Regions from separate parts of the Homo sapiens genome. Here all the other regions are linked to region 1. A link is a loop called in an ENCODE intact Hi-C map of the cell type or tissue named here. Cell type or tissue: mammary epithelial cell. All regions are shown on one strand. Each heading gives the region's core, and the rest is flanking DNA. Links, peaks and the distances in the headings are about the cores only.

What was found. A loop is a pair of places that touch in the nucleus more often than their neighbours do. Peaks named below come from ENCODE experiments on the same cell type or tissue, not always from the same donor. Only the 100,000 strongest peaks of a DNase experiment are listed, where the experiment ranks them.
Region 2: a loop joins it to region 1, with 22 times the contacts of the local background. A loop is called at or near these places in 51 of 110 quality-filtered maps.
Region 3: it touches region 1 in a loop (4-fold over the local background); 16 of 110 quality-filtered maps call a loop at or near these places.
Region 4: a loop joins it to region 1, with 14 times the contacts of the local background. A loop is called at or near these places in 5 of 110 quality-filtered maps.
Region 5: it touches region 1 in a loop (11-fold over the local background); 48 of 110 quality-filtered maps call a loop at or near these places.

What each region holds. Positions count from the first base shown.
Region 1 is chr2:43,539,160-43,545,343 of GRCh38, reverse strand. It overlaps THADA (THADA armadillo repeat containing), which reads left to right. Exons shown (of 38, transcript NM_022065.5): 21 at 4,028-4,185. Among named protein-coding and RNA genes, the nearest start is that of THADA, 54 kb to the left of the region's middle. In mammary epithelial cell, for the core only: a CTCF peak has its summit at 2,865 (motif pointing right); DNase peaks (open chromatin) are centred at 3,933 and 5,203; H3K27ac peaks cover 1,918 bases.
Region 2 is chr2:42,944,151-42,950,334 of GRCh38, reverse strand. All of the region lies in intron 1 of LOC112268413 (a long non-coding RNA gene), which reads right to left. Among named protein-coding and RNA genes, the nearest start is that of LINC01819, 92 kb to the left of the region's middle. RefSeq lists an enhancer at 3,985-4,784. In mammary epithelial cell, for the core only: a CTCF peak has its summit at 3,313 (motif pointing left); DNase peaks (open chromatin) are centred at 3,304 and 5,384.
Region 3 is chr2:42,856,376-42,862,559 of GRCh38, reverse strand. No RefSeq gene overlaps it. Among named protein-coding and RNA genes, the nearest start is that of TRI-TAT2-1, 49 kb to the right of the region's middle. RefSeq lists an enhancer at 4,738-5,325. In mammary epithelial cell, for the core only: a CTCF peak has its summit at 3,416 (motif pointing left); a DNase peak (open chromatin) is centred at 3,419.
Region 4 is chr2:43,022,122-43,028,305 of GRCh38, reverse strand. It overlaps LINC01819 (long intergenic non-protein coding RNA 1819), which reads left to right. Exons shown (of 6, transcript NR_110585.1): 6 at 121-453. Among named protein-coding and RNA genes, the nearest start is that of LINC01819, 14 kb to the left of the region's middle. RefSeq lists enhancers at 487-1,302, 1,303-2,119. In mammary epithelial cell, for the core only: a CTCF peak has its summit at 3,637 (motif pointing left); no DNase peak of the experiment used is centred there; H3K27ac peaks cover 232 bases.
Region 5 is chr2:42,824,559-42,830,742 of GRCh38, reverse strand. It overlaps the pseudogene CHORDC1P1. Among named protein-coding and RNA genes, the nearest start is that of TRI-TAT2-1, 17 kb to the right of the region's middle. In mammary epithelial cell, for the core only: CTCF peaks have their summits at 1,712 (motif pointing left) and 2,955 (motif pointing left); DNase peaks (open chromatin) are centred at 1,722 and 2,942; H3K4me3 peaks cover 205 bases.

The DNA.
Region 1 (6,184 bases), core at 712-5,711:
CCAAAAAAGAGAATTATAGACCAATATCCTTGATGAACATTGATGCAAAAATCCTCAATAAAATACTGGCAAACCGAATCCAGCAGCACATTAAAAAGCTTATCCACCATGATCAAGTGGGCTTCATCCCTGGGATGCAAGGCTGGTTCAATATATGCAAATCAATAAATGTAATCCAGGATATAAACAGAACGAAAGACAAAAACCACATGATTATCTCAATAGATGCAGAAAAGGCCTTTGACAAAATTCAACAACGCTTCATGCTAAAAACTCAATAAATTAGATATTGATGGGACGTATCTCAAAATAATAAGAGCTATCTGTGACAAACCCACAGCGAATGTCATACTGAATGGGCGAAAACTGGAAGCATTCCCTTTGAAAACTGGCACAAGACAGGGATGCCCTCTCTCACCACTCCTATTCAACATAGTGTTGGAAGTTCTGGCCAGGGCAATTAGGCAGGAGAAGGAAATAAAGGGTATTCAGTTAGGAAAAGAGGAAGTCAAATTGTCCCTGTTTGCAGATGACATGATTGTATATCTAGAAAACCCCATTTTCTCAGCCCAAAATCTCCTTAAGCTGATAAGCAACTTCAGCAAAGTCTCAGGATACAAAATCAATGTACAAAAATCACAAGCATTCTTATACACCAATAACAGACAAACAGAGAGCCAAATCATGAGTGAACTCCCATTCACAATTGCTTCAAAGAGAATAAAATACCTAGGAATCCAACTTACAAGGGACGTGAAGGACCTCTTCAAGGAGAACTACAAACCACTGCTCAATGAAATAAAAGAGGATACAAGGAAATGGAAGAACATTCCATGCTCATGGGTAGGAAGAATCAATATCATGAAAGTGGCCATACTGCCCAAGGTAATTTATAGATTCAATGCCATCCCCATCAAGCTACCAATGCCTTTCTTCACAGAATTGGAAAAAACTACTTTACAGTTCATATGGCACCAAAAAAGAGCCCGCATTGCCAAGTCAATCCTAAGCCAAAAGAACAAAGCTGGAGGCATCATGCTACCTGACTTCAAACTATGCTATAAGGCTACAGTAACCAAAACAGCGTGGTACTGGTACCAAAACAGAGATATAGATCAATGGAACAGAACAGAGCCCTCAGAAATAACGCCACTCTTATCTACAACTACCTGATCTTTGACAAACCTGAGAAAAACAAGCAATGGGGGAGAGGATTCCCTATTTAATAAATGGTGCTGGGAAAACAGGCTAGCCATATGTAGAAAGCTGAAACTGGATCCCTTCCTTACACCTTATACAAAAATTAATTCAAGACGGATTAAAGACTTAAACTTTAGACCTAAAACCATAAAAACCCTAGAAGAAAACCTAGGCATTACCATTCAGGACATAGGCATGGGCAAGGACTTCATGTCTAAAACACCAAAAGCAATGGCAACAAAAGCCAAAATTGACAAATGGGATCTAATTAAACTAAAGAGCTTCTGCACAGCAAAAGAAACTACCATCAGAGTGAACAGGCAACCTACAAAATGGGAGAAAATTTTCGCAACCTACTCATCTGACAAAGGGCTAATATGCAGAATCTACAATGAACTCAAAACAAATTTACAAGAAAAAAACAACCCCATCAAAAAGTGGGCAAAGGACATGAACAGAACTTCTCAAAAGAAGACATTTATGCAGCCAGAAAACACATGAAAAAATGCTCACCATCACTGGCCATCAGAGAAATGCAAATCAAAACCACAATGAGATACCATCTCACACCAGGTAGAATGGCAATCATTAAAAAGTCAGGAAACAACAGGTGCTGGAGAGGATGTGGAGAAATAGGAACACTTTTACACTGTTGGTGGGACTGTAAACTAGTTCAACCATTGTGGAAGTCAGTGTGGCGATTCCTCAGGGATCTAGAACTAGAAATACCATTTGAGCCAGCCATCCCATTACTGGGTATATACCCAAAGGACTATAAATCATGCTGCTATAAAGACACATGCACATGTATGTTTATTGCGGCACTATTCACAATAGCAAAGACTTGGAAGCAACCCAAATGTCCAACAATGATAGACTGGATTAAGAAAATGTGGCATATATACACCATGGAATACTATGCAGCCATAAAAAATGATGAGTTCATGTCCTTTGTAGGGACATGGATGAAATTGGAAATCATCATTCTCAGTAAACTATCGCAAGAACAAAAAACGAAACACCACATATTCTCACTCATAGGTGGGAATTGAACAATGAGAACACATGGGCACAGGAAGGGGAACATCACACTCTGGGGACTGTTGTGGGGTGGGGGGAGGGGGGAGGAGGGAGGGATAGCTTTAGGAGATATACCTAATGCTAAATGAGTAGTTAATGGGTGCAGCACACCAGCATGGCACATGTATACATATGTAACTAACCTGCACATTGTGCACATGTACCCTAAAACTTAAAGTATAATAATAATAAAATTAAATTAAATTAAAGAAGACTTTCACCAGCCTATTAGGTGCTGTTGTGCAGCGAACAAGCTGTTAGAACAGAAAGCCTTGGAGTGATAAAACCTGCCTTGACAGCCCAGGTGATATAAGAGCAGTGCTATATAATGAACCTGGGTTTGGGCAGCAATCAACTTCTCCCAGCAATGTGGTTCATTGTCTGCTGTGAGAGTTCTTAAAGTCAAGCAGGCTTTTAAAGGAAACAAACCTTATTAGTAAAATGGGAGCTGCTTTGTTGTGTCAAGCTTCCAGAATTCGAGTTCTTACATCTTGTTTGATCATTAGTTGTTACTGAATTTTCTGCAGTGCTGTAAAACGTCATCAGAAGCAGCAATTTCTTAGTGATGTATTACATATTCTACATTCTCCACTAGGTGGGGATATTGTCTTGCAAAAAATTATCTCCACACTTAAATTTTTAAATTACACAAAATAATGTATAAATGTAATTATAGCCTATTGTAATAGTTTCAAACAACAGAGGTACATATGAATTAAAAACAAATTAAATTCCTCCAAGGTTTCCTCTCCAATTCCATGTCTTCCTTCTTTAGTGCAATATATTATTTTGTACTTATTTTATATGTTTATGTGTATGTACACTTACCCATTTAATGCATTGGGCTTTTTAAATAAAAACACAAATGAGGTTACCCTATAAGTACCATTTTGTCAGCGTGCTCTTTTATTTAATATAATAGTTCATCTTGGATTTTAAAAAAATATCAGTACCAAAAATACTCCTAAAACTAGAATAAGAGAGTAAGTAAGGCTAATTATAGCTTATTGGCCATGGGAATTAAATATATTTTGAAAGATAATTTGTATTTTCCTTTGATTTTAAAAGTTATATTCTACTCCTTTACTAATGCAACAGTCATGCTCACCAAAATAAATAAGGAGTGTATTTATTATAGTCATCCATATCATACTTTATGACAGAGAGGCAGAGTTTGTTTAATCTTTGGAAATTAAAGATTAAACAAGTTTTGGAACAATATTGTGTTTTATTTTAAAATTTAATTTGAAAATAATAAATTAAAATACTGGGCCTGGCATGGTGGCTCATGTCTATAATCCCAGCACTTTGGGAGGCCCAAGCGAGAGAATTGCTTTAGTCCAGGAGGTGATGTGGTGAAACCCTGTCTTTACAAAAAAATACAAAAATTAACTGGGTGTGGTGGCGCATACCTGTAGTCCCAGCTACTAGGGAGGCTGAAGTAGAAGGATTGCATGAGCCTGGGAGGTCAAGGCTGCAGTGAGCCATGAGCATGCTACTGCACCCCAGCCTGGGTGACAGAGCGAGACCCTGTCTCCAAAAAAGAAAAAAAAAAAAACTTAGCATGATTTCTTCTCATAACACATGCTCGACAAATGTTAGCTTCTTTCCTTCTGAGTAAATATAACATGACAAATCGGGTTTGTTCAAGCAGATTATTCTTGGGGAAATTATGAATAAGCTTGTTTTTAGAAACCTGGGATATGAGTAATCAAGGTTGCAATCGTTGTGTTTTTTTTTGTTTAAGGTAAAGAAGTAAAAACATGTGATGTAACTGCGCAGATGGTGCTGGTATGTTGTTGGAGAAGTATGAAGGAAGTTGCTTTACTTTTAGGCATGTTGTGCCAGCTTCTGCCCATGCAGCCTGTGCCAGAATCTTCTGATGGATTATTGACGGTGGAGCAGGTAAGGCACATGTTTATTCCACCATGTATAATTTCTGGTCAACGCATAAATCACTTTTTTTTTTATAACCCAACTCTAAAAAAAGGTTTAAAATTTTTCTTGAATAAAATCATACAAATGTTAACTGAAGAAAGTTCATGGTAATTTAGAATGTTAGACTTTATAATACATTTCAAAACTGTGGCATTTTTAGAAATTTTTTCTAAGGTATATAAATAACTGTAGATTTTACCTCACTTTTAACTGTAGTTTTATCTCTAATTTTTATTTCTCCATTTCACATACACAGACTTAAACTTTAGCTTAAAATTGTCTTATTTAGTAAAACTCCACAAATCTCTTAAATTTTGGAAAGAAAAAAAGTAACATGTTGGTTGATTATGGATCTCATGTTTCCCACTGCATTGATAATAAAGTTGTAGTCTTGGTTTTTTTGGCTGACTTTTGTTTTAAGACCACAAAGTTAGTTCACCATCTGGGACTGTTCAAGTGACTTGAGTGCGGTGTTTACAAGAAGTTAGCTTACCACAAGCATTTCATTTGGAAATATTTTAGATTTATTAGATTTCTGTTTTTAATTGATTCCCTCTTCCTTTCCATATGGTTTTGACAAATCCATTTCCCACCATTTTTCAGCAAAGATATATAACATGTACTTTCATTTTTAACTTTTTAAAAATAAAGGCAACTTTTTCCCTAGGGTGTTACAATTCAAGAACAAAACAAATATTGTAGTATGCTAATGCTGATTATTTCTATAATAACCACATGACTAGTTCCATGGAAATAATGCTAATACTTTTTTTCTCACACTCTGTGGCTTATGTTGCATGCATCTGGTTAACAGCTGCGCTTGTGATGTTGCAAGGCCTTGAGATGAAGAAAGGCAAAGGCGCACAGGACATTTCAGGCATCATTATGTTCCTTATTCTCTTCCAAATCAAATAGGCGTCAGTGTCCTAGAGTTACTTGCAGTCATTGCTGGTGACTGGCTGTAGTGCCAATGCCAACATCTTTGCTGAGGAATCCAGCTATGATTAATGATTACTTCACTGATGTTCACCATCTTGCTAAGAAGTAAACATGTGCTAGAGGCCTTTGATTTCCCAACTTCTCTTTCCAAGGACAAGTTAAAACATTTAGTTTTTTGGGTTTGTTGGGTAGTGTTTAAAAAACAAATTAAGGGAAGTGTATTTTGCTTTTACTGTAACTAAGACGTGAAAGCTTCCTATGAACATTATTTTGCCTTGACACTTTTCACATAGCACCCAAATCTTATGTATTTAATTTGTGTGCGACAGCCGTGTTAAAATTGGGAATTAATGTAAAATAAGAGATGTTTGTTAAAAAAAAAAACAATTATCACAAAAAGACAGGTTCTTATAAACCAAAGAATTCTTCCAGTGACTGCTTAAATAAAAAATAAGATCCTGACTGTTTTTCTGTAAAACATTAGTTTCCGTTGTAATGAGGTCCAGTCATTTTTCTATGTTGCCATTCACATGGTAACCTCACATACATAGGCGTGAGAAGAAACTGATGACTGAATGAGCGATGAACTGTATATGTAATAGCAGTGTTCTAACACTGGAACCCCGTCCCCTATGAAAAACTTGATTCTTCGTATTGCTGACTTTAGCTAAAGAAATGTCTCAGTTTAGGAGTCAATAAAAATCCAAAGTCATCAAGAAATTAGTGTTATTTACATTACTGGAGAATTCCTGCTTTTAAACATAACCTTTTGCCCCATGAACTTCCTTTAAATTAATAATAATTAAATATACTTACATGTGCTTAAAACCTTTAAGAGTTAAAAATATAAATGACAGAGAAGAACATCATTTACATTGGAATGGCTGGGCCACACCTGAGGTACACCCTTCCAAGAGCATAGTTGCCCTGGCAAAGCTAGATCTGTGCCTAGTGGTAAAACTATGAGTTTAAGAGTCAAGCCTTAGGTGAATGTGACTGCCGTCTGAATACACGGAGGCAGTGAAGT
Region 2 (6,184 bases), core at 823-5,822, 600 kb after region 1:
TGAGGGCTAATGATATTTACCCCAGGAGGTGGTTGTGGGGATTGAATAAAGTGATCTAGGCTGGCCATTCCAAGTACACAATCCTCTTGGCTTGGTTGGTTCAGAGAGGGACATGTGACCTGATGATACCAACCAGAGTCTTGCTTTAAATTTTGTCTGTGGATGCTGGAGGGGGTCTGTCTTCCTCTGGGATGTTGAACAACGAGGCTCAAGAGAGCCTAAAGCAATTGCACGTAACTAAGCGATTGTTACCATTTGTCTTGGTAAAAAACAAATTTCAGGAACTAAACTCCATTTCACTGAAGCCTAAATGCATCCTAGGAGGTTTTCTAGAGCTAGTCCCTCTGAGCAAAATATATTTATGCCCCTGAATTGATCAGATCCTCCTGTTATATGGATTCATGGAGCCCAGTCACTTCCCCTCATAGTTTGCAACAATTTGTAATTAAATATATTACAAATGATATCATGCCACAAAATTTAGGATTCAAGAAATGTTACATTTCTTAAATGTTCCACATTAAGTTGCATCTGGCTAAAACCCTCCTTTGTCAAAGTTATAGAAAGTTGATGCAGAAGGTGATGCAGAAAGACCCCAGAGTTTGCCCCACCCATGAAAACATGTGTTTTTAACATAGTAGGGACTTAACTGTCAACCATGGTTGTCCCCAGTGCTGCCCACGAGACAGTAGAGGGATTAGGGCAACTTTGAGGCAGGCTTGACCTGGGGGGCATTGCTCAAGGTTCCTGAGACTGGGCATCTGGGCGCAGTTCTCCAAGGCACAGGGCAGCCCCCACCAACATCCAGGGCCCTGCCACTGCAGCACTTGATGGGGGCGGATCTCTGGGGCCCCTGCAAAACCCCTAACACCTCTCGCCTTCAGTCCAAAGAGCCTCACAAGCCCTGAAGGCCATGGCCCTCCCCTGGCCAAATCTGACTGACACTTTGTTTACCACCTCCTAAGGGGCGTAGGCCTTTCAAATCACAGGGGCAGCCCACCTGGCCTGGCAACTTCTCCATTCAGCCGGAAACACAGACCAGAGACTGTTACTTTCCTCCTCGTGATAAGGAAATCTCAAACCTCAAGAACTCAAAGGCCAGGTGCTCCAGAAGGGTAAAGGAAAAAGCAAATATTTCTTCCTTTATCTTGATAAGCCAGCAACCTAGAAAGTGGAAAAATGAGACCCGACTTCTCAACAACTTCTCATTGGCATCAAACCTACCTGTCACATATATCTGTATATGGTGGACAGGGGATCCTAGGGGCTGGTGTCTAATTTGCTCACTATTTTATCCCAGTTTTTTGGCTCACAGTAGGGCTCAGTAAATATTAGTCCAATAATTATTAATCAGAACTCTTTGTGCTCTAAGTGACAGAAATTCAAACTGAATCAAAATTTTTAAAAAGATAATTGGCCGGGTGTGGTGGCTCACGTCTGTAATCCCAGCACTTTGTGAGGCCGAGGCGGGCGGATCACGAGGTCAGGAGATCGAGACCATGCTGGCTAACACGGTGAAACCCCATCTCTACTAAAAATACAAAAATTAGCCGGGTGTGGTGGTGGGCACCTGCAGTCCCAGCTACTTGGGAGGCTGAGGCAGGAGAATGGCGTGAACCCGGGAGGCAGAGGTTGCAGTGAGCCGAGGTCACACCACTGCACTCCAGCCTGGGTGACAGAGTGAGACTCCGTCTCACAAAAAAAAAGATAATTAACTGGCCCTTGTAACTGGGGAAATTGAAGGAAGACCTGACTTCAGGCAAGATTGGAACAACAATATGGTGGAGTATGATTTTCTCTCCAGCTCTATGGCCACCTTTACATGTTAGTTTCATTCCCCCAACAGCTTCTTCCTCATATCCTTGGGCAATGGCTCCAGCAGCTTCCAACTCTCTTGGTCATCACTCAGCATCTCAGAGGAAGACAGATCCTCTTTCCAGCATCTATAGCTTGAATCTTAAGCAAGACTCTGATTGCATGATGTGTCTATCCCTGAACCAGTCACTTGGCCGGGAGGACTGTGTGCTCAGAATGACCACCTGGGTCATGTGCCCAGCTCTGGGTGATGGTGGAGAGGCATCATAAGAAAGAACTTCACCAAGAACTGGTTTGGCTCCTGGAATATAAAGGGAGCTATGACCAGCTATATTTGCTTTGGTTTCCTTATCTGTGAGGTAATGGCATTGGACTACATGGGCTTCAGAGCAGGCAAAGAGAGAAAGGGTTGGCAGAAGCATCAGATGTCCTCCATATAGTGTTGGGAGCTGAGGCTGGGCGGGCTATGCATTCAGTTGGGTTCAGTGATGGTGGGTGTATTAGTTAGGGTAAGAAAGCTGCTGTAACAAACAACCCCCACCTCCCAATAGCTCAACATACCAAACTCAGTCACACCACAGTCCAAAGCATGGTGATGGGGTATTCATCTCCATGCAGTCATAGAGGGCCCCCTTATTTTAGCAACATCCTCATTCCCTAGAGTTCTGGAGTCTTGTGCTTGTAGTTGCACTGATGGGGAAGGAGTGGAGGTGGTACGTGGAAGATGATACAGGAACTGTTGGAGGCCAGGCCTGGAATAGATGTACCTTACTCCTGCCCAATAGCCATTGGCCAGAACTTGGTAGCTGCACATGGTAATAGCAAGGCAGGCTAGAAAATGTGTCCAGAAAGAAAAGCAAACAGAGTTTGGTGAGTTCCTAGTCCTGCTGCATTGCGGGAGGACTGAGGTGGGTTTAGGAGGTGGCAGGGGCAGCGGGGTAGGATGTGGTGGACCTGAAACTCTAGGCTGCCTGCCTCCAGATTTTTCACTTGGGCAGGTCATTTCAATTGAGGCAGATTTTTCAGCTGAGACTGAGCTCTCTGGGCCTCAGTGTCCCCAACTGTCAAATGTAACAAAGCCACCTCTAAAGCCCCTTCCCATGTAAACATTCTCTGCTTCGCCCACTGCCTAGAGCCTCCATTGCTCTGCGCAGCTCTGTTTCCCTGATCTTATTATCTCTGACCTCCCCTTTAACTTCACAATGCCCCTATTCCAGCCCTCCTTTCATCCCTATCTGCTTTATTTTTTTTCTCCATAGCACCTATCATCTGACGCGCCAAATGTTTTTCTCATCTATTCATTGTCTTCCTGCATGAGAATGAAGCTCCCAGGAGGCACAGATTTTTGTGTTTAGTTCACTGCTCTATCCCAAGAACTTAGAAAAGGGCTTGGCACATTGAAAGCACTCAGTAAATACTTGTGGAATGAATGAATGAATGACTTTTAAAACTGTTCCATCAAGTCATTCATAACAGAGCAACGCTGCCATCTGGTGCCAGAAACTTGAATTGCAAGCACAAACTGGAGCCGGGGAGGGAAACTGTGCCCAGGGACAAGCCTTGCCAAATTAACCCTATTTCATTGCTTCAGACACCACGGTCTGACTCTGGAGGGCTCAACAGTCCCGTGGGGTCTGGTTTTCTGTCCTATGTGTGTTCCCCTCCAGATCGCCACGTGACATCTGAGCCATTCATTAGGTTCTCAGAGGCATCAGGCACTCCGCGCTTGCTCTGTTTCTGCTCAAGTAACATCTGGGGACCGCTGTGTCTTAGAAGATGGGCTATCAGGGAAAAGATTCCAGCCCTGAGAGAGGATGAAAGAGAGAACGTATGGTGGGGGCTAGTAGGGAGGACCAAGGGGAGGGTGGGGAAGAAGGAAAGGCCTCTGTGGAGGAGACCAGGCCCACCTCCAGCTTCACTCCACGTTTGCTTTGGTCTCCTTATCTGCGAGGTGACAGCCTTGGACTAGGTGAGCTTCAGACCATAACTCAGCCTAGCCCTAAAATCCCACAATTCTTTTTTTTTTTTTTTTTTTTTTTTTTTTTGAGACAGTCTCACTCTTGTCGCCCAGGCTGGAGTGCAGTGGCGCGATCTCGGCTCACTGCAAGCTCCGCCTCCTGGGTTCACGCCATTCTCCTGCCTCAGCATCCCAAGTAGCTGGGACTACAGGCACCAGCCACCAAAGCCCAGCTAATTTTTTGTGTTTTTTAGTAGAGAAGGGGGTTTCACCGTGTTAGCCAGGATGGTCTCGATCTCCTGACCGCGTGATCCACCAGCCTCGGCCTCCCAAAATGTTGGCATTACAGGCGTGAGCCACCGCGCCTGGCCAAAAATCCCACGATTCTTAAGAAAGACCAGAAGGTTCATGGTACATCTAACTTCTGGATTAATGCCTAGAAGACGGGTTTCAGCCACTGGTCAGAGGCTGGCGTCCTCAGTCAGGGGGTCTCCTCATTAATAGGCAGGTGATCTAATTCAGTGGGGGTCTCTCCAAGAGGACACTCCAGCTTCCCTCTTGAGCCTTGCCCCTGCTGGGGCTGAGCACCAGCAGTGTGGCCCCGTGCTCTTAGTGTCTTGCAGCCAGGAGCACCACCACCTCCTCCCCCCTCATGCCCCCACACCTATGTGTGTTTGTGCTGCTCCTTTCGAAAGCCTAAGGACTGGCTCTGGCTAATCTCTGATGTCTCTTGGGTCTCTGAGGTCTGTATGAGCCAGGTTGGCTGCTCAGGGCATGAAGGAAGGGGCCCCGGAGGGACTTCTCCCCTTTCTTTCAGAGCTTTGGTTGTTGGTGACAGGAGCAGCTTCAGTGGCTCTGCCGATGCCTGCAAACCTTTCTTCCTGGCCTCCACCCCAGCTCCCTTCAGCACAGATGTGTAGGGCACCTTCCAAGATGCTGTGGGATTTAGAAGATAGTTTGGGCTCTGACCCCGAAGGGCTCCTTGTGAGTGGGGGCATGCCCCGTGCAGCACAGCAAACGAGCTGTGGCCATGCATGTGCGAACAAGCATCGAAGTCAGGAGTCCAGGCTGACAGGAGAGTTGCTTGGGAAGCCTTCTGGAGGGGTGGGGTCCCTACGGCTTCTGAGTCCACCCACACTGAAGCACTGAAGTAGAGTATCTGAGGCCTTGGGGGCAACCACCTTGCCCCAGCTCCTCTTAGCACCCAGAGTCAGGGGGAGTGACACCTGTGAGCCTCGCCCCGCCCCAATGTGGGGGTCACTGAAATGCGGGCCTGGCCGCCTCATGACACTAGAGCACCTGTATGTCCAGAATGCGGTAGGGACTCACAGAGACCCACCTTTTTCCTCCTTCCGTGCCCTTCCATCTCTTATTCTCCTACCCCCACCAGAGGCTCCTCTTCCCTCTGCCCCTGGGAGTCAGCTCGCTCAGGGTCCCCTGCCGTGCCCACTGCCCTCCCTCCCTGTGCAGCCTTGCTGTTCCTCCAACCTGGCAACTGGCTCCTATGTACTTCTAGGAGCACTTGCCCAGTGGAATAATGGGCCGGATTGTCTGTGGTCAATTCATCACCACTATCCCTTTCCAAGGTCTTCTCTGTGGCTCTGAGAGAAGCTAGGAACTACAATTCCCAGAATGCCCTGCTTGTGGGGCTACATCTTTTCTGGCTTGGTATTGGGCAGGTGGAAGAGAAGGAGAGGTCATTATTAAATCTAAATCAGATGAAGAGCTTTCTATAAACTGCACACCAGACTTCGAAGACTTTGTACAAGAAAATGTAAAATGTCTAACTAATAATTTTTATATTACTCCCATATTGGAATGATAACCTTTTATGATATATTGGGTTAAATAAAATGTATTAAAACTCATTTTGTCTCTTTTTGGTACTTTTAAATGTGACTGCTGAAAAATTCTAAAGTACATAAGTAGTTCACATTAGAAGTCTACTGAACAGAGCTGGTTTAAAGTATGCTGGTTTAAACTATGGTTTAAAGGGGCTGGGCGCAGGGGCTCACACCTGTAATCCCAGCACTTTGGGAGGCCAAGGCCGTTGGATCACTTGAGGTCAGGAGTTCCAGACCAGCGTGGCCAACATGGTGAAACCCAGTCTCTACTAATATTACAAAATTTAACCAGGCATGGGGGTGGATGCCTGTAATCCCAGCTACTCAGGAGGCTGAGGCACAAGAATCTCTTGAACCTGGTAGGCGGAGGTTGCAGTGAGCCAAGATCCTGCCATTGCACTCCAGCCTGGGTGACAGATTGAAACTGTGTCTCAGAAAAATAATGATAACTAAATAAAAAAATAGAGTGTGCTTGGGGATAGAAGAGGCACATACAAAGCCCTTCATAGCCACCTGAGATGATAAACAATGTTACATGTTGAATGGGGATTACTACCACATGAGAGTG
Region 3 (6,184 bases), core at 500-5,499, 680 kb after region 1:
ATCTCAATAGTGAGGTCAAGGAAGTCAGCTCTGAGCCTAAAGATGGCTACCTTCCTTTCCTTTCCTGTGGCAGTCAGTCTCATGGCTCAGCCTCTGAGGTGGAAGGCTGCAAGGAAACAGGATTTAGGAAACAGTAAAAAGAAATCCATTCAAATGGTTTAGATAAGCCAGGCGCAGTGGCTCATGACTGTAATCCCAGCACTTTGGGAGGCTGAGGAGGGAGGATTACTTGAGCCCGAGTTCAAGACCAGCCTAGGCAACATAGCGAGACCTCATCTGTACAAAAAAAAAAAAAAAGAACACAAAAATTAGCTGAGTGTGGTGACGCATGCCTGTAGTACCAGCTACTCGGGAGGCTGAGGTGGGAGGATCACCTGAACCTGGGAGGTGGAGGCTGCAGTGAGCCATGATCACACCATTGCACTCCAGCCTGGGTGACAGAACAAGACTCTGTCTCAAAAAAAAAAAAAAAAAAAGGTTAAAATGATACATGTTACTGATGCTAAGTGTTACTGTGTGTTTTTTCACCACAAGGGGTTTTGGGGGGTTTTTTTGGGCAGCGGGGGGTGGGGGAGATGGGGTATGAGAAAGAGCTTGTTCAAGTAATTAAATATAAGGATGAGGCTAGGCAGGGTGGGGGGTGGGGACACGACCCACAGAAAGCACAAGTCCCTTGGGACCCTCCTCCTCTGCCCGCATTTCAGAGGCTACAGCCAAATCTGGAACCAGGTCCCAGCGACCACTAGCTCCTGTGGGGAGGAGTGGGTACAGGTTTCTCCAGGGCCCTGGACCCAGGGACATAGAGGAGTTCTCGAACCCACAGCCCTACCTGCCCTGTCTGCAGACAGGCACCAACCAGGGCTGGGGCCAATCAAGAGAAATCTAGAGGAAAACACAAAGGAAAACTAAAAAAGACACAGCAGAATAGAACAAGGCATCTCACTAACACTGCCAGAGAGAGGAGAGTTCGAGGGCACAGATGAAGAAGACAGGGGCAGCCCTGCAGGGACATCCCAGGAGGCCAAGGGTAGGAGGCTGGACAGGGTAGACCCTCCAAGCCCAGGTCCAGAAGGGTATTCCCTGCCTCCCCAACCGAGGACTCCAGGCACCCATCCCTGGATCCTGCAAGGCCAAGGCAGGGTCCAGGTGCATGCTGCCAACCATAAGTTTTTAAAAATATTTTAATTTAAATTTTTTAGATTTTAAATTTTAATTTTTTAGTCAAATTTGTTGAAAAAAATAGAAAATTCAAATCCACATGTGTTGCCAATTAATTTTCCCCTTACTTCACCTTCTACAGAAGGGCTATGAAGTAGGGTGGGCTGGCACCACTCAGTGCCTACAACCCACTTCTCCTAATTTTGCTCCTTGTGATATTTCTGTTTTCTCCTTCTTCGGGATTCTTAGATCAGTTGCCGTCCTCGTCCTCCTAAGGAAGGAAGGATGTTTCACCACCACCCAACCTGCTGGAATGGGGCTTAAGAGTAGCCCCATCCTTCTCATGTGACCTTCTCGCCCCAGACCCCAATACAATCCTCTCACTTTCTTCCTGCCATAGGTACACAGAACTCAAGAGCCTTGATATATGCACGATATGTTCAATGGCATTCAGGAATTGGAATGACTGCATAGAACAGGAAACCCAGATCACAGAGGCATAAACAAAAGAGGAACTCATTTTTCTGTCACATGATGAAAAGGTCAAAGGCTGGAAATTCAGGGCAGCCCAGCATCTCCACGATGTTGTCCAGATCCTGGGCTCATCCTGGCCTTCTCTTCTGCTACTATAGGGTATGACTTTTGAACTCATGCTCACAAAATGGTTGCTGAAGTTACCACCATCACATCCATAGTCCAGGCAAGAGGAAAGGTTAATGGTGCTGGTGTGTGCACTAGCTGAATGTCCACCTTTTAAGGAACTTTGCTAGAAGCTCAACCCAACCACTCATGCTTCACCTCATTATCCAGAACTGAATTATGTGGCTATCCTTAGCTTCAAGATGAGACTAGAAAATGAAGTATTTTAGCTGGGCCAATTGCCAACCCTAACGAGTTGAGATTCTATATAGCAGAGGAGAGTTGAGAGTTGGTCAGGAATTGGCAGCCCTGTCACATATGCCTAATTCCAGTGCTGTTATTGGAAGTACCAAGGCTGGCAGCTTCCACACTGGGTCTTCAGTCGCTCATGTCTTCTGTGTCTGCCTTCATTCCTCTACTCAGATGGCAAACCTCTTTGTAAACAGAGAAAACATGTTCATCATTTTCATTACTCCCTCTTCCCAACCCCAACCTTCCAATCCTACTGTACCAGCTCAATAAATGCTTACTTTAGAAAGAAAAAGCAGTAACACTCACTATTAACCATATATGCCTTGGGACAAACTTTCCATTTCTTATTTGAATCACTGTTTTTATCGTGTATTGCATTGTCATTTTCCATTTCGTGAGCTTAAGTAGCAACTCCTCAAGTCAGCTATAAATTCCTAACAGTCTAGAAGTGCCCAATCCAGTGACTTTCACACGGTGAATGCTTTCATGACTTGTAGAGTTTATTTGGCCTGAGTTCTAGTCATTATCAGTAACCACAACAATAGTAATTTCATACCTTTATGATGCTTCGAAGTTTACACAACTTCCTTTATACACATTCTCTCACTTGGTCTTTTAAGTAACTCTTTTAAGTAAGGCTGCTGTAATTATCCCTTTTTCACAGACAATGAAATGGAGGCTAAGAGAAGGTATATTGCTTGCCCAGAGGCATGAAGTCAGTGTTTGAACTGGAACTTAAATACAGGTCTTTGACTTCAAATCCAGCAGTTTTCCATCAAACTTGAGGCCTCGATTCTCTCACTTTCAAAAATGAAGAAATTAATTTAGATTATTTCAATGCAGCACTGTCCATTAGAAATAGAATATGAGACACATATAATTTAAACTTTTCTAGTAGTCACATTTAAAAAGGAAAAAGAGACAGGCGAAATGAATTTTAATAAACTTTTATTTAACTCAACTCAAAATATTTCAACATGCAATCTTCATATTAATAAGACTTTTTTTGCTTTTGAAAGCTAATTTTTTTATTTATGTCTTTAAGTCATAGGAACTTCTAAAGAATGAAAGCCAATGTGTTTATGACACTTTCAGCACATCACAATTTAACCACTTTTCAGGTGCTCAAAAGCCACACATGGCTAGTGGTCACCATATTGGAAAGCTCAGCTGTAATGTTTGAAGGGTAAATTTAACTTTAAAACAAGCTCCTATATCTAAGATTTCGTGATCAAATTATTTTAGAAATTATCTAAAAGAGTTATTTTCTGTACATTCTTGCAATAAAGGAGAACTGCCTGTTCAACAACTATCCCCCTGTAGAAAACTGGCTTTGCCTAGATCCATCACAAAGCACCACTGCCATCTGGTGGTAGACTCTTGAATTGCCAGCAAATTCCCCAAGAGGAAATAATCAGGCTCTCGGAATGAGTTTATCAAAGCAGTAGAAACTGACTCCACATAATCCAGGAGAATTTGTTGAAGAATGCACAATGCTGGGCCCTGCTGAATCAAAATCTCCAGGACAAATCCCAAACACCCAGATTTTCAGTAAATGTCCCCAGTGGTCATTCACACTGAAACTTGAGAATGGTTGATCTAAAGGACATGCCTATATAATACAACCATAGAAAATTCAGTGACAGTAAATGTCAGAAGAGGACTCATTCTTTCCTGATACTGTTCTGATATTTGTCAGACTGCTAATTTCTTAGTTTCTACATAGAAAAAAAAACCCCACCCCCAATATATACACACACACACACACAGTTGGAAAGAATCCATAATCCCATCACTTTTTTCAAAACTTAAAGGAAGAAAGAAGTCTATGTGGCCACTCCATCTCCGACCCCCCCACCCCCAACACACACACACACCCCTAAGACACAACTCTGTAACAGTTACATATAGCTCAGGCCCTCACAGCCGTGTCCCCACTCCCAGCCTCTGCTCTCACCCTGCTCCCTCCACACCCAAGTTCCAGCCAGGCCAGTGCCTTCACAGCTCTCCCCCTTCACCTCACTCCCCTTCTGAGACTTTGCAGAGCTGTCCCCTCCATCTGGAACAGCAGTCACCATCCTACCCTCCAGCCCCCATGACTTGTCCCTCATAATGCAGCTCAGGCATCAGCTACTCAGGAAGCCCCTTGGGGAGCCCTCTAGACTGTGCTGGGTCCCCCTCCTTCCCCCCGAAGTGCCCCATATGGTAGCTGTATTGTCTGACTTCTCCACACAACTGTAAGCTCCTTATGGGGCAGGGCTGCGTCTCTTGTCTCTGTATCTCTGCCACCTAGAAAAAACTCTGCCACAAAGCAGGCATTGTTAAGAATTTGCTGAGTGAATAAATGTTTTCTTTTCCTTTCTTTTCTTTTCTTCTTTTTTGAGACAGGGTCTTGCTCGGTCTCTCAGGCTGGAGTGCAGTGGCACGATCATGGCTCACTGCAGCCCTGAACTCCTGGGCTCAAGCGATCCTCCCACCTCAGCCTCCTGATTAGCTGGGATTAGCATGCATCACCACACTCGGCTATTTCTTTTTTATTTTTCTTTATTACTTTTGTTTTATTTTATAGAGATGGGGCTCTCTGTGTTGTCCAGGCTGGTCTCGAACGTGTGGGCTCAAGCCATCTTCCTGCCTCCGCCTCCCAAACTGCTGGGATTGCAGGTGTGAGCCACCACGCCCAGCCATAAATAAATGTTTTCAAAAGCATCAAGTAGTCCCTCTGATTTTTAAATGATAATGCTAGTTCTGATGAGTTGACGACACTAAGCAGTGTGGACCTTTACTGGAGTCTCAGTAATGTCAGCTTCCAGCTCTGAGGACGGAGCTGCAGACGTTATGACGGCTGACCAGAAGCGTTTGTGTCGGGGACTAGGGAGGGCAGTGATTTGGGCACCATGAACACAGTGAGACACGGACGGGTGCAGGAAGAGGGCAGTAACAGAGTAACCCGGGAATGCCGTCCCCACCTCCCAGGAAGGGATCCATTTCCCCAGAGGACAGAGGCCTGCTGCATCTCGCCCAGCTAATCTGACAGAAGCCAGCTGCAGCACTAGGCCTGCCCCCGGGAAGGCATGCTGAGGCCGGGAACCACATGCCACTGTTTGCCCCTGGGGGACAGGGGCACAGGGAGAGGGTAATTGACTTGTCTCCCAAGTTTATTTATTAATTCCTAGCTGCACCATTTGATGTGGTTTCCAGGAGGCACGCCGTTGAAATGTGCCGCCCTTCCCCATCCTGGCTGCAGTGGCCCCAGGGAGATGGGTGAAGCTCAGAGCCAGCCCACAAGTCAGACCAGGTGCAGGCAGGGGACTAGGAAGGGTGCCCACCATGCAGGGAGGCTTGCCGGCCCCAGCGCAGGCAGCAGGCCATGGCATGGGGTAGGGTGCAAGGCAACAGTGGACGGTGTGCTGGGGAGCCTGAGACGATGCGCCTCGGGACAAGTGGCCGCAGCTCTCTGCTTCAGCTTCCCCAGCTGTGAAAAGGAAAAATGAGTGGCGGCAGCTGCCACTTCGTAGAGCTGAGTGAGAATACCAACGTGCTGAGGGTAGGAAGTGCTGTTACAAGTCAGGGGCACCCCGCAACTGTCGAATGTTCCAGACGGGCAAGTGTGTATCTCTAAGTGCCGGGTCTAGGCCTAACTTTGCTCCTCATTTTATGTTTTCCGAATTTCCCGTGCTTCCTACAATTAGCATGAATAAGCTGTATAACCAGGGAAACATTAGACTAAAGAGAATGGGAAGCGTGTGGCCCAGAGATGGAGCCACGTCTCAACAAGCAGGGTGGTTACAGGGTGGAGGGAGAAAGGGGGTGATCCCTCCAACCCAGGCTTGAGCGAGGAAGGACACCTCAGATGCAGGGAGAGGGTGGAGCCTGAAGGGTAAAGGGAGGGGGCGATGACTTGAATGAAGGTAGCCATAGACCCCAAACAGAGGAAATGGGAGCCAGGCCCCAAGATTCTCTATCCAAGGCAGTGGCTCTCCTGGCTTTCAGCCTTTGAAGGGTCAGCACAAGTCACCTTCATTTAGCTGGTGTGCTCCCCACTGTGTGGCTCCAATCCCCTGGACTCTCTCCAGAGACTCTATCCGCTTCCTAGGACGGATGATTGAGCAGGGCGTGACCGCCCAGGAGGTGGGAG
Region 4 (6,184 bases), core at 630-5,629, 520 kb after region 1:
GAGACTGTCCCTTGAAGCTTGAGGCCCTGAGAGGGACACTGGCTATGGAAGGTTGAACAATGGCCCCCAAACACGTTCACATCCTTATCCCCAGAGCCTGTGAATATGTTCTCTTAACAGGGCAACAGGGACTTAGCGCGTGCAATCAAGGATCTCCAGATGGGGATAACCCAGGTGTGCCCAACCTAATCTCAGTGTCCTTGGAAGAGGGATGCAGAAGGAGTCAGAATCAGAGAAGAAGGTGACACGATGAAGGAATCCGAAATTAGAGTGATGCTCTTTGAAGATGGAGGAAGGGACCACAAGCTGAGAAATAGAGGTGGCCACTAGACACTGAAAAAGGCAAGGAAGTGGATTCTCCCCTGGAGCCTCCAGAAGGAACCAGCTCTGCCGACACCTTGACATTAGCCCATTGAGACTGATTTAAGGGCTGCTGGCCTCCAGAATTGTAAGAGAATAAACGTGTGTTGTTTAAGGCCCTTGGTTAGTAGCGATTTGCTACAGCAGCTGCAGAAACCTAATAAGTATAGGTTCCACCTAGAGACGCAGAACTAGCCAGCGGCCGATCCTGCTCCGGGACCCTGCAGGCCCCAGCTCTATGGAATCCTGTCGCACACGGGATGGACGTGGGCTAGAGGCGGAGGTGAGGCCCCAAGGAGGCCCACAGACCAGGGCCTCCAGGGAATGTGCGTGAGTGCGCAGGGGTGCGTGTGTGAGAAGGGGAGGAACTTGTCTTCTTCGTGCATTGGGGATTTTCTAGGCAGACAATCCTCCAAAGTCATGTCAACATTTTTCTCTCCAGGAAAAAATAACTCAAGTCTCTATCAGAAACGTCAGAGTTTCACATGCACACCAGTAGACAGACTTGTGGGTGCCAGCGAGAAATGAGCTGCACCCTGGCCCTGGGCACCTTTCATCTTCAGCGGGCGGGGAGCTAGGCAGAGGGGGTGGGGGGAACCAACACAGCCACTGTGGACACATTGTGCCATCTGGACTTCCCCAGAGCTCTGGGAGTCCTATGGCGGGAGTGGCCCCACCCCTACCACACAATGCTTCCCACTTCCACCAAATCTCTGGGAAGATTCAACACATTTCTTAGCAGCCGAGAGCCATTGGAATTTCCAGCCTTATCCCAGATGTGAGGCTGACCACGATGGGAGTTTGGCTTTGTAAGGCATCTGGGGGGCTGGCAGTGCCCTCAGGCCCCCCAGCACTGGCCCGGCTGGGCTAACGTGCGTGATCCTCCTCACTCTGGGTCCTGCTGTTGGGCTTTCTGTGGCGAGCCGAAGAGAGCCCATGCATGTGGTTTTCGCACATGTGGAGAGGGCTGGGGGGCCTGAAGCCAGCAGGGTGGAGCCCCACAGTCAGGAAGAGACAGACAGCCTCTGGGGCCAGGAGTGGGGGCCGTGACAGGACGGGAATCCAGAGGGGTAAGGGGACTGAGGGAGAGCCAGAGAGGAGCGTTCAGGGAGAGTGGACACAAGCCTGAGGTCTGGCGGGGGCTAGATGTGGAGCCGGTTGGGTGGGGATGAGGGAGGCTCAGGGGTTTAGGGGCTCAAGGGCTTGGTGTGAGCTGGGGTCATAGCTGGTGCCTGGCCACGGGCTGCTGGGAGGGTAGGAAGCGAGGACAATGACCCTTTACCCAGCCAGTGAGCCCTAGTTCCTGGTGCCAAGAGCTGCTCACTCCAGGGCCAGTATTGTGGGAGGCAGGTAGAGAGCTGCAGTGGGGGAAATGCATGCCCATGGCTGGCTCACCCGTGTCGGGGAGAAAGGCAGTGGCCATGAGGGAAAGCACAGGGGAAAGCCCTCCAGGGCCAGCGGGCTCTTCAGCAGGAATGCGGGTCCTCAATGGGTGAAACCATGGGGGGAATAGGAATGTCACCCCTTTTTGCCAGTCTGTCTGTGATTGTCCTCTTTGTTAGAATAATGGCCCCCTGAAGATGTCCACATCCTAATCCCTAGAACCTGTGAATGTCACCTCAAAGGCAAAAGGGACTTGTAGATGTAATTCTGTTAAGGGTCTTAAGATGGGGAGATTATCATGGATTATCTGGGAAGGCCCAACATCATCACAAGGGTCCACATAAGAGGGAGGCAGGAAGGTCAAAGGCAGTGAAAAGGCATGTGCGAGCAGACAGAAGGGAGACTTGAAGATATCACGTGCAGCTGATTTCATTTGTTTGTTTTTGTTTAGAAACAGGGACTGGCACTGTTGCCAAGGCTGGAGTGCAGTGGTGTGATCTCGGTTCACTGCAACCTCTGCCTCCTGGGCTCAAGTGATCCTCCCACTTTAGCTTCCTGAGTAGCTGGAACTACAGGCGTGTACCACCACACTGGCTAATTTTTAAAATTTTTGTAGAGATGGGGTCTCACTATACTGCCCAGGCTCAGCTGACTTTGAAGATGGAGGCAGGGGCCCCAAGCCAAGGAATGCAGGTGGCCTCTAGAAGTGGGAAAGGCAAGGAAATGGGTTCTCCCCTAGATCCTCCAGAAGGAGAGCAGCCCTGCCAACACCTTGTTTTTAGCCCAAAGATGCTGATTTTGCCCTTCTGGCCTCCAGAGCTGTATAAATTTGTGTTGCTTTAAGCCGCTAAGTTGGTGGCGATTTGTTACAGCAGCAGTGGGAAGTAAACACACCTTCCCATCATGTGGTAGGCTCCAGACTCTGCCCTACTCCCTGCGGCAAGGATTTTCAGCGTGACATGGGTAAGGGGCCTCCCTTCTGCCTGCCCCCCAGCACTGACTGAGCTCCAGTGCAGGGCCTCAGGCCAGGAGCAGAGCTAGGCCTTGTCCAGGGCTTTTCCTTGCACTTTCCCTCATGGCCACTGCCTTTGCTCACCCATGGGTGAGTCAGCCATGGGCATGTGGTTCCCCCACTGCAGCTCTCTGCCTCCCACCATACTCTGTGGCTCCACTGCCCCCCGCAACAATGAGAATAATGTTTACCAGCTACAGAGAGAGAGGGAGAGGGAGAGAGAGAGAGAGAGAGAGAGAGAGAGAGAGAGAGAGAGCGCGAGAGCGAGCGAGAGAGCGCTCTGGAAGGCCTTGCTTCCTGGGAACTGGTTGTCAGCAACACCTGCTGTAAATGAGGTTTTAACAAACAAATTCAGGGTCTGTGCTAAGGAAGGGGCAGGAGGTGGCCAGGTTGGGTCAGTGTGTGTGGACATGGGACAGTACAGACGACCCCACATCCCTGCCTCCTAGAATGTTGAGATGTCAAAGCATCCCCTTCCCCAGGTCACTTATTTTTCTCCTCTCTCCTTACAAGCCCAAGCATAGACAACTATGCACAAATGATGCAGGACTCACTTGCACACAGATATACGCAGGGCCACAAGCAGTGCCAACATGTGCGAAGATGGAATGGGCAAACATACACGCAGAGACACCACCCAGCACACTTACAAACATGCATGCACCCACAGACACCTACACACCCATAAATGCACATACACCCACTTCCCGCACTTACATACCCCCACACGGATGCACACAAATACAGACACACCTATGCATGAGTCAAGACCACCCATGCAGTGGACCCCTGGACATCTGTGAGCAGGGCGGAAGGTGCAGGGCATCCTTCCATTCCCTCCCCCACCCCAAGCCCTCTGCTCCCTGCTCTGGAGACCTCTGCTGGTGAGGCCAGGAACGGACGGCCAGCCCCTCCTTGGCTCTGGAGCTGAAGGAGGGGAGATGGGAAAAGAGGGACCAACCAGGGCCACCTCCCAGGCTTTCGGCACTGCTGACTCCACCTGGCCCAAAGGACTTTATTCACTCTCCAATTCCAGCACCGAAGGAGAGATTTCTCCTGCAAAGATCTCTCTTGGGCTTTTTGCTGACCCAGGCCCACCCTGTTCTATCAGTGGACACTTCTAGTGTTTCTGCTGCGGAGGAGGGGGTTTCCCTCTACAGAACAAGGCTCCTTCACTTTCCCATGCTGGCTCCTCACACCCCCCTCACCCCCCCAGGGCTGTTTTGTGGCCGTCCTGGGCAGGCAGTCTTCCTCCCTGCTGCCCACTGGATATCTGAGTGGGCTCGTAGCTCCCTGTTCGAACCTCCACCCCCTATGGCCCCTCATAGGTCCTACCCTCCTGTTCTCAAGGGCTTTTTCTTTCCATTTTGTCCTGCAGGAAGGGGAGGAAGTGAAGATCTTCAGACTAAGATGGATGAAGCTGAATTCAGATCTCAGCTCCAAGGTAGGATGGCAGCTCTCAACAGCTCTCAGCAGCTCTTAACCTCTTGGGCAGCTAACCTAACTGCCCTCAGCCTCAGTTGCACCAGGTGGAATGGAGCTTATGATAGTGCCCTGGCAGGGAGATGAAATGAGATAACATGCTCAGTGCCCAGCACCCAGAAGCTTCCCAGGGTGCCATCTTTCGGAGGCACTCCAACATCACTGGAAATAAAAGGAGACCAAGAAAACCATATCTGCAACTCCTCTATGGGACAGTTGCATGTTTTAATGAGTGGTTTGCAATAGGGTGATTAGGGATACCCCCAAAAGAGCAGGCTAGTATAATAGCAGTCAGTCTCTAAGGAAGGTGGGGAAGGTCTCTGCAGAGTTTTTGTCTCATTGGGGTGAGAGCTGAACCGCTCAGAGGAGATGGAGTGTTGCTAACAGGGACCCTCTTCTCTGCCTACTTGGTAACGGGGACCCTCTTCTCTGTCTACTCCCTCATTCCTCCAAGCACAGATCAGTTTCTGCTACACTAAAGTGGAACATAGTAAAAGAATATGGCTTTGGTAGGATATGAAATTATTCACCTGCCTGGAGTCTCCATGTGTTTCCACTGGGCCCTTCTTGTCAGGTAGAAGTCAGTTGGGTCTGTCTCCAGTCTTGGCACTAAAACTCTCTCCAGATCCTCCACTCAACCCGGCCTCCTCACATCCTCTCTGCCTAGTCTCTGTGCTCACATCGCTACTTAACTCATCACTCCACACCTCGTTCCCCCAACCTTAGGCCACTGGCACAACCCATTTCGGAAGCCTCAAGACTTCTTCAAGGATCAGGATTTCCATTTTGGGGAAATCAGATAGTTCTCATATACTAGCCTGTTTGAAATGGCAACAGGAACAAGAAGCAGCAGCCACCATCCTGCTCAGAAAGCATCTCATGACCTTTCCTTTAAATATCTTCGTCAGGCTGTCCCGACTTTCCAATGGGTTAGATTTCAAAATGTTTCTATGAAGTGGTTTGGCATTTCACACAATGAGCCAATAGAAAGTCGAGAACTCAGGGTTATGAATGGGGCTCAGTTTTCCAGGTTGGGGCATAATAAATGCCCATTAAACCCATCTCAAAGCTGGGCTGCCATTCAGCTACACGGGAAGGACAGAAAACCCTACTGTTGCAAGACCTGTAGTAGAAATGGAAAAATCACAATGCGGATCTGGAAAAGTCAACCTATTTTCTCTTGAAAACTGATGCTTGAAGGAAAGCAGGGTTCTTAACAGGAGGATGGGCAGATGGGTGTGGCATTCTGAAGGAAAGTTTTCAAGGGCTTTTGAAGTCGAAAACTTCTATTCTTCATCATTCTAGTTATCTCTCTGACTTTCAGTCTGCCTTTTTCTTGACTTGGGGGTGGGCCTGCCCTGTCTCAGTCAGCACGTTGGCTGGGTAGACTGAACATACAGTGGGAAAAGGACCTCTTGAGGTAATTGGGGTAAGGTCGGAAGAAAGGGAGATGACCGAAGTAGGCTCTGGGATTTGGAATTTCTGTTTTAAAGATGGCCTGAGGAAGAATGAGCAGAACTGAACCCATTACAGTTTAAAACAAAAACAAAAAACAGGGAAGAATAGAGAGATTACGGAACATGTGTGACCGCCCCCCCCCCCCCCAACCTCCCAGACAAGTTCCAAGGCTGACCACCAGGTGACACCACAGGCCCAGGACAGCTTGGTTGCTGTCTGCAGTCAGTGGGGGACCTCAAGTAAGTTGGGGAGCCAGCCAGCGGTTCAGATCCGCCTTCATTCTGACTGCCCTGGAGGCAAAGCCAGCCAATGCCCTTCTCCTGCTTTCCCGGGTCACCACCTGGGCTCTCCTGAAGGGATTCTGCTGATAATCAAGGTGAGGTGGGGTGTGGAATGGTGCTCAGAGGGCCAGGGTCCAGGGAGAAGAGGCTGAATGAGGAGCAGAGGAAGGGGCTCGGGAAGGCAGTCACAGAACCCGATAGCAGAGGG
Region 5 (6,184 bases), core at 756-5,755, 710 kb after region 1:
TATTGAAAAAAAAATAGAAAAATTAGCCAGGTGTGGTGGCACACACCCCTAGTCCCAGCTACCTAGAGGCTGAGGTAGGAGGAGCACTTGAGTCCACGTGTTCAAGATTACAGTGAGCTATGATCGCACGACTGTACTCCAGCCTGAGCAATAGAATGATATCCTATCTCTTAAAAAATAATAATAATAATTCTGTTGCCCGGGTTGGAGTGCAGTGCTTTTCTCTTTTGCCTTGATGGGTACATGATCTTCATCTTCATTGGCCTGAGGCATGCATCTCTGCTTAAAGAGAGACCAGGATTAATGTTTGATATAGACAGAATGCACAGAAGAAAAAATGTGGTAATGTTTGGTATTTGACATGCAAAATAGGATTATGCTGCAGATCAAAAGTCTTCTAAAGCAGGCTATTCTTTTGAGAGCATGTTTCCTGGATTCCCTCATCCCTCTCCTTGGGTGTGGCCCTGGAATTTTATGTAATGGATGACTGAGCAAGAAGAGGAAGAGTGTTGGTCCCCTCCTTCCTGCCCAGGGGATGGTACGAAGGGGATTAGAAGGATAACAAGCAGAGCCAAGCACTGGCCCACTCACCCCTCCCTGAGAGAAAGAAGCCCTTGTCCCCAACTCACATTGGAACTCTGGGAAGAAGTGGCATCCCAGGCAGCTGCAAACCAACTCGGCCTCTGCCTCCAGCACCAGGGCTCCCCGGTAAGGGAGAGGCACCACTAAAGTTCAGCTTTCAAAGCCAACTTCCATTCCTGTGAGCCAGCAGCCCTACTGGGGCCATGGTGGCACAGCTAGGAGACTTGGTGGGGAGGAGGGGCCCAGGTGCAGGAGGGCTGGCCAGCCAGGGGCGCCACATGGGCTCTAGTCAGATCAGGAGGGACTGGACCATGAGTTTCATAAACTCAGCTTCTAGTATGATCAGTGGCCAGGAGGGACAGGGGACCTTGCTGGGTCTAGAGGACACCACACCCCAGGATCCCAACTCATGCCTCCTACCAGATGCCACACAAGCTGCCCTTGACTGTCTACAAAACCCCAACAGCACCACAGTGGGAGAAGCTGGGCAAAGCAGTCTGAGAACTAAGCATTTTATCCAAGAGAAATTAATAAGATCACTTAACAAGACCGGCTAAACTCTCTGGCCCCAGGATGTTCAAATCAAGTTGAAAATTTCATTGTTTTTCTCGCTTATCATCAGGCAGGGGTTGGAAGAAAGGCCAGATTCATTATAGACTCATAAATAAGGAAATTACCTTTTTTTTGCACAAATAAATTATAGAGTGAATTAAGTTTTCAACTCTGTTGCACACACAAAAATAGAGGAATTCCTGCTGCCCCACTGCAATGCTGGCTGACTTTTCCAACCAAAGACAAGGACCCAAGCCTTCTGGATCCCCAGTTCCCTCCTCCAGGTGGTGGGGGACACCGTTGTGGCAGAGAGAGGTAAGGTCCCCCTTCAGCCTAAGTGGTCACATTAGCCCTCTTGGGCTCATGCACCAGATCCTGCTCTCCTGGCTTATCTGTGTTTCTTTGAGGGGAGGAATGAGATTTTCATTTTCTTTCCAGGCCCTTCCCATTCAGGGCATTTCAGATCCCTCCTTCCCATGACCCCTGAAATGAATTGGGTGAAGAATGGTCCCCTGCCCTACACGCTGCATGTCTGGGAGAGGCCAGAGGTGGAGCCGGCACATGCAAAGGCAATGCTGCCACCTGCTGGCGCCACGAAGAGACACAGCAAAGGTGGGCAACCAAACCCCATTAGCCCTGGGGGAACTGCACAAGGATGTCTTGCAGCTGAATGGTACCTTTTTCCAATGCAGCTTCTTACCTGTTCCCTCATTTAGTCATCCAGTATGCCGGCTGGAACAAGAACATCATCCCATTTTATGGACGAGACAACTGACACCCATGAAAGGGCAGAATGCTGACTGAGGTCACATGTGTGGGGATGGCTTGAAGGCAATGCTCAGTCTCCTGCTTCCCAGCCAAGAGTTGTGTCCCCTCGTCAGTGCTCAGATGAGGTGTCTCAGAAAACGAGGGACCCCTATGAACAAGGTTTACGGGGCCATCCTCAACATCCAGGGAGGAAGAGTGAGGGCGGAGGGCACCAAGCAGTAATGCCCACCCTGCAGCTGGCTCAGGGCCTGATACACGTGTACAGCAACTCTGTTTCCCAAGGGTTCACACACCTTCCACACAGATTTTGTGGGTTTTTTTGTAGAGAAGGGGGTTTGTCCTGTTGCCCAGGCTGGTCTCGAACCCCTGGGCACAAGTGTGATGTTACTTTTCGATAAAGATCTGGAAGAGCTGACTCCTGCCCTAGGCCCGTGAGTCCTAATCTAAAAAACAGACGGTGAAAGAGGCAAGAGTCATCTTCCCAAATGGCAGCTGCAGGCGAAGTAGGTGGGGGGAACTCGCAGACGATGTTGTGTGGTCAGCAGGTGTGAGATGACCGGGCTGCATCCTCTCCCGCTGGGTGCTCAGCACTCGACTCTCCTCTTTGTTCCTGGCTCTTCCAGCCCAGGTCTTCATTTGGCGGAAACAGCCTGGAGGACAGAAAAAGTGCCTCTTCTCTGCCCGAGACCCTTCCCACGCGCACACGCCATGGGGAAGCAGCTCTTCCCTTTTCCCGACGTGGGAGATGACTGGGCCGGTGGGAAATCCCATGATTCCCCGGCAGCGGTCCATGTCCCTCCTGACAGCGGTCAGCGGTCAGCCTCACTTCCAGGACTCTGCATTGTCCCAAGCCTCCTCCTCTCCAGACCTTCTTCGCACCTCTCCCCGCGATTCTTGTCCTGGTAGGGTCCAGGAAACGCTGAAAGCTACGGATAGGCCCCCACGTTGCCCCGCAGGGTGCGGATGAAATCGCTGTCGGAGGCTGGTCCTGTGGCCGGCCCTGCCTGTCTCCTGGACCGAGAGGAGCCTTCTATGGCAGAGCCGCAGCGCCACCGTGTGGTAGAAGTCCGTCTGCACGGCCAGAAACGGCGGCTCAGAGCGGGCCCACAGAAATCCTTGTAATAGTCCACTGTCAAGGCCGGTGCTAGCGACACGGGAGTGGCAAATGCACCCTCTTGCCGTTCCCGGTGTTTGGGCCTTGCCTGTGACGGTGGGAAAAGAAAATGGCCTTGCTGTGCTACAACCGGGGCTGCGGTCAGCGCTTCGATCCTGAGATCAATTCCGATGATGCTTGCATATGCCACCCAGGTGTTCCAGTCTTTCACGATGCATTAAGGATTGGTCTTGATATAAGAGAAGAACAATTGATTTTTCTGATTTCTTAAGCATTGTAGGCTGTACAAAAGGTAGACATAATAGTGAGAAGCCACATGAGCCAGTCAAACCTGAAGTAAAGACTACTGAGAAGAAAGAACTATCTGAATTGAAACCCAAATTTCAGGAACACATCATTCAAGCCCCGAAGCCAGTAGAAGCAATCAAAAGGCCAAGCCCAGATGCACCAATGACAAATTTGGAATTAAAAATATCTGCCTCACCTGATAAACTTAAACTGTCATCAGGGAATGAAGAAGATAAGAAAGAAGAAGAGGCCAAGCGTGGTGGCTCACGCCTGTAATCCCATCACTTTGGGAGGCCGAGGCGGGCGGATCACAAGGTCAGAAGATCAAGACCATCCTGGCCAACATGGTGAAACCCCGTCTCTATTAAAAATACAAAATATTAGCCGGGCGTGGTGGTGCACACCTGTAGTCCCAGCTACTTGGGAGGCTGAGGCATGGGAATTGCTTGAACCTGGGAGGCAGAGGTTGCAGTGAGCCAAGATTGCACCACTGCACTCCAGCCTGGCAACAGAGCAAGACTCCACCAGAAAAAAAAAAAAAAAACAAAAAGAGAGCAACAAGACTGATGAAATTAAGATTGGGACCTCATGTAAGAATGGAGGGTGTTCAAAGACATATCGGGGTCTAGAGAGTCTAGAAGAAGTCTGTGTGTATCATTCTGGAGTACCTATTTTCCATGAGGGGATGAAATACTGGAGCTGTTGTAGAAGAAAAACTTCTGATTTTAATACATTCTTAGCCCAAGAGGGCTGTTCAACAGGGAAACACATATGGGCTAAAAAGGATGCTGGGGAAAATGTTCCACGTAGAGAGGACTGGCATCAGACTGAAGGTGAAGTTACCATTTCAGTATATGCTAAAAATTCACTTCCAGAACTTAGCCGAGTAGAAGTAAATAGCACGTTGTTAAATGTGCACATTGGATTTGAAGGAGAGAAGGGATTTCATCAAAATGTGAAATTATGGGGTGTGACTGATGTAAAGTGAAGTTATGTAACTATGACTGCAACAAAGATTGAGATCACTATGAGAAAAGCTGAACCGATGCAGTGGGCAAGCCTTGAACTGCCTGCAGCCAAAAAGCAGGAAAAACAAAAAGACAACACAACAGATTGAGCGGGACATGGGAGGAAGGCTATTACGTATTTCAGAATTCTTAATACTGTGTGAAGTGGTGACTTGCTGCTGTCATCTTTTGTTTTGTTGTTGTGTTACTCAATCGGGCATTTCAGGGTTAACATTAGGTTCTTAAAAGCCAAAGTCAGTTTGTCTTTTTGTGCCTCTCACCTTTCTTTTGTGTTATGTAAGATTGATTATTCGTTTCTCCTTACTGGTAGGAACCATAGTTGTGTCCTGTACTTGAAGAAGCTAGAAAATCTCCCATAACCATAATTGCAGTATTTCTTCGTATTTCTCTGTTAAGCAGAGAAATATTAAGAACATGATATTTACTTCTTTCTATTATTCCATAATTAGTAAAGGAAGATGAAGTGTCCATTTTTAATCAGTTTTTACATGGATTTATGTTCTTACATTATTTGAAAATATTTAAGAAAGAGATGAAGCTCTGCAGTTTTTTCTATGTGGGATGATTACTTTTTTAAGGAAGATTAATTCTGAGGTAGTGTAGTAAGTAAAGAGGAATATATAAATTGTTTAACAAATTAGAATTTGTTTACAACTAATTGAATTTTTAAATTACGTCAAAACTTACATTACTTGCCAAGCAGTATGATGTAAGAGTATAGGAAACATAAAATAAGAATACAGAGGTATCAATTTGGTTAAAATTCACCATTTTAGGCTGGGCACGGTGGCTCACGCCTGTAATCCCAGCACTTTGGGAGGTCGAGGTGGGAGGATCACAAGGTCAGGAGTTCGAGACCAGCCTGGCCAATATGGTGAACCCTCGTCTCTACTAAAAATACAAAAAAATTAGCTGGGCATGGTGGCACATGCCTGTAATCCCAGCTACTTGGAAGGCTGAGGCAGGAGAATTGCTTGAATCTGGGAGGCAGAGGTTGCAGTGAGCCGAGATCACGCCACTGAACTCCAGCCTGGGTGACAGAGCAAGATTCTGTCTAAAAAAAAAAAAAAAAAATTCACCATTTTATAAGACTAAGCAATAATCTTAAAAATCTCTTTCCTGAATATTTAAATGTGTTTCTATGGTGTTATGACTAAACTGTTAATTATTTAGAGATTAAACCCTCTTAAAAACCTTTAATTAGTTACATATAGAAAGAAATTATAGGCCGGGCGCAGTGGCTCATGCCTGTAATCCCAGCACTTTGGGAGGCCAAGGAGGGCAGATCATGAGGTCAGGAGTTTGAGACCATCCTGACCAACATGGTGAAACGCCGTCTCTACTAAAAATATAAAAATTAGCCAGGCGTGGTGGCATGTGCCTGTAATTCCAGCTACTCGAGAGGCTGAGGCAGGAGAATTGCTTGAATCTGGGAGGAAGAGGTTGCAGTGAGCCGAGATCACGCCACTGCACTCCAGCCAGGGTGACAGATCGAGAATCCATCTCAAAAAAAAAAAAAAAAAAAGAAAGAAAGAAATTACATATATCTTGCCTCCCTGATGGAAAACTATATAAAATTGTAGACTTAAAAGGTTTGTGGAAATACATTAGGATATCAGAAAACTAAATATATGGACTTGTTTTATGACTATGACATGTTAAATAAAATAGTTTAATTCTTTTTTTAAAAAAATTAGTTCACTGTCTAGTCACTGGGGTGTTCCCTAGATCCCAGGAGAGAGCCCCATCCCCCTGGACTGAGGGACATCTGTCAAGATAAGGTCCCAGCCACATCTCTGCCCCCCGCCCCCAGCCTTAGCAAAACACCTAGAAAGGGCCAGGTTTCTGAGTC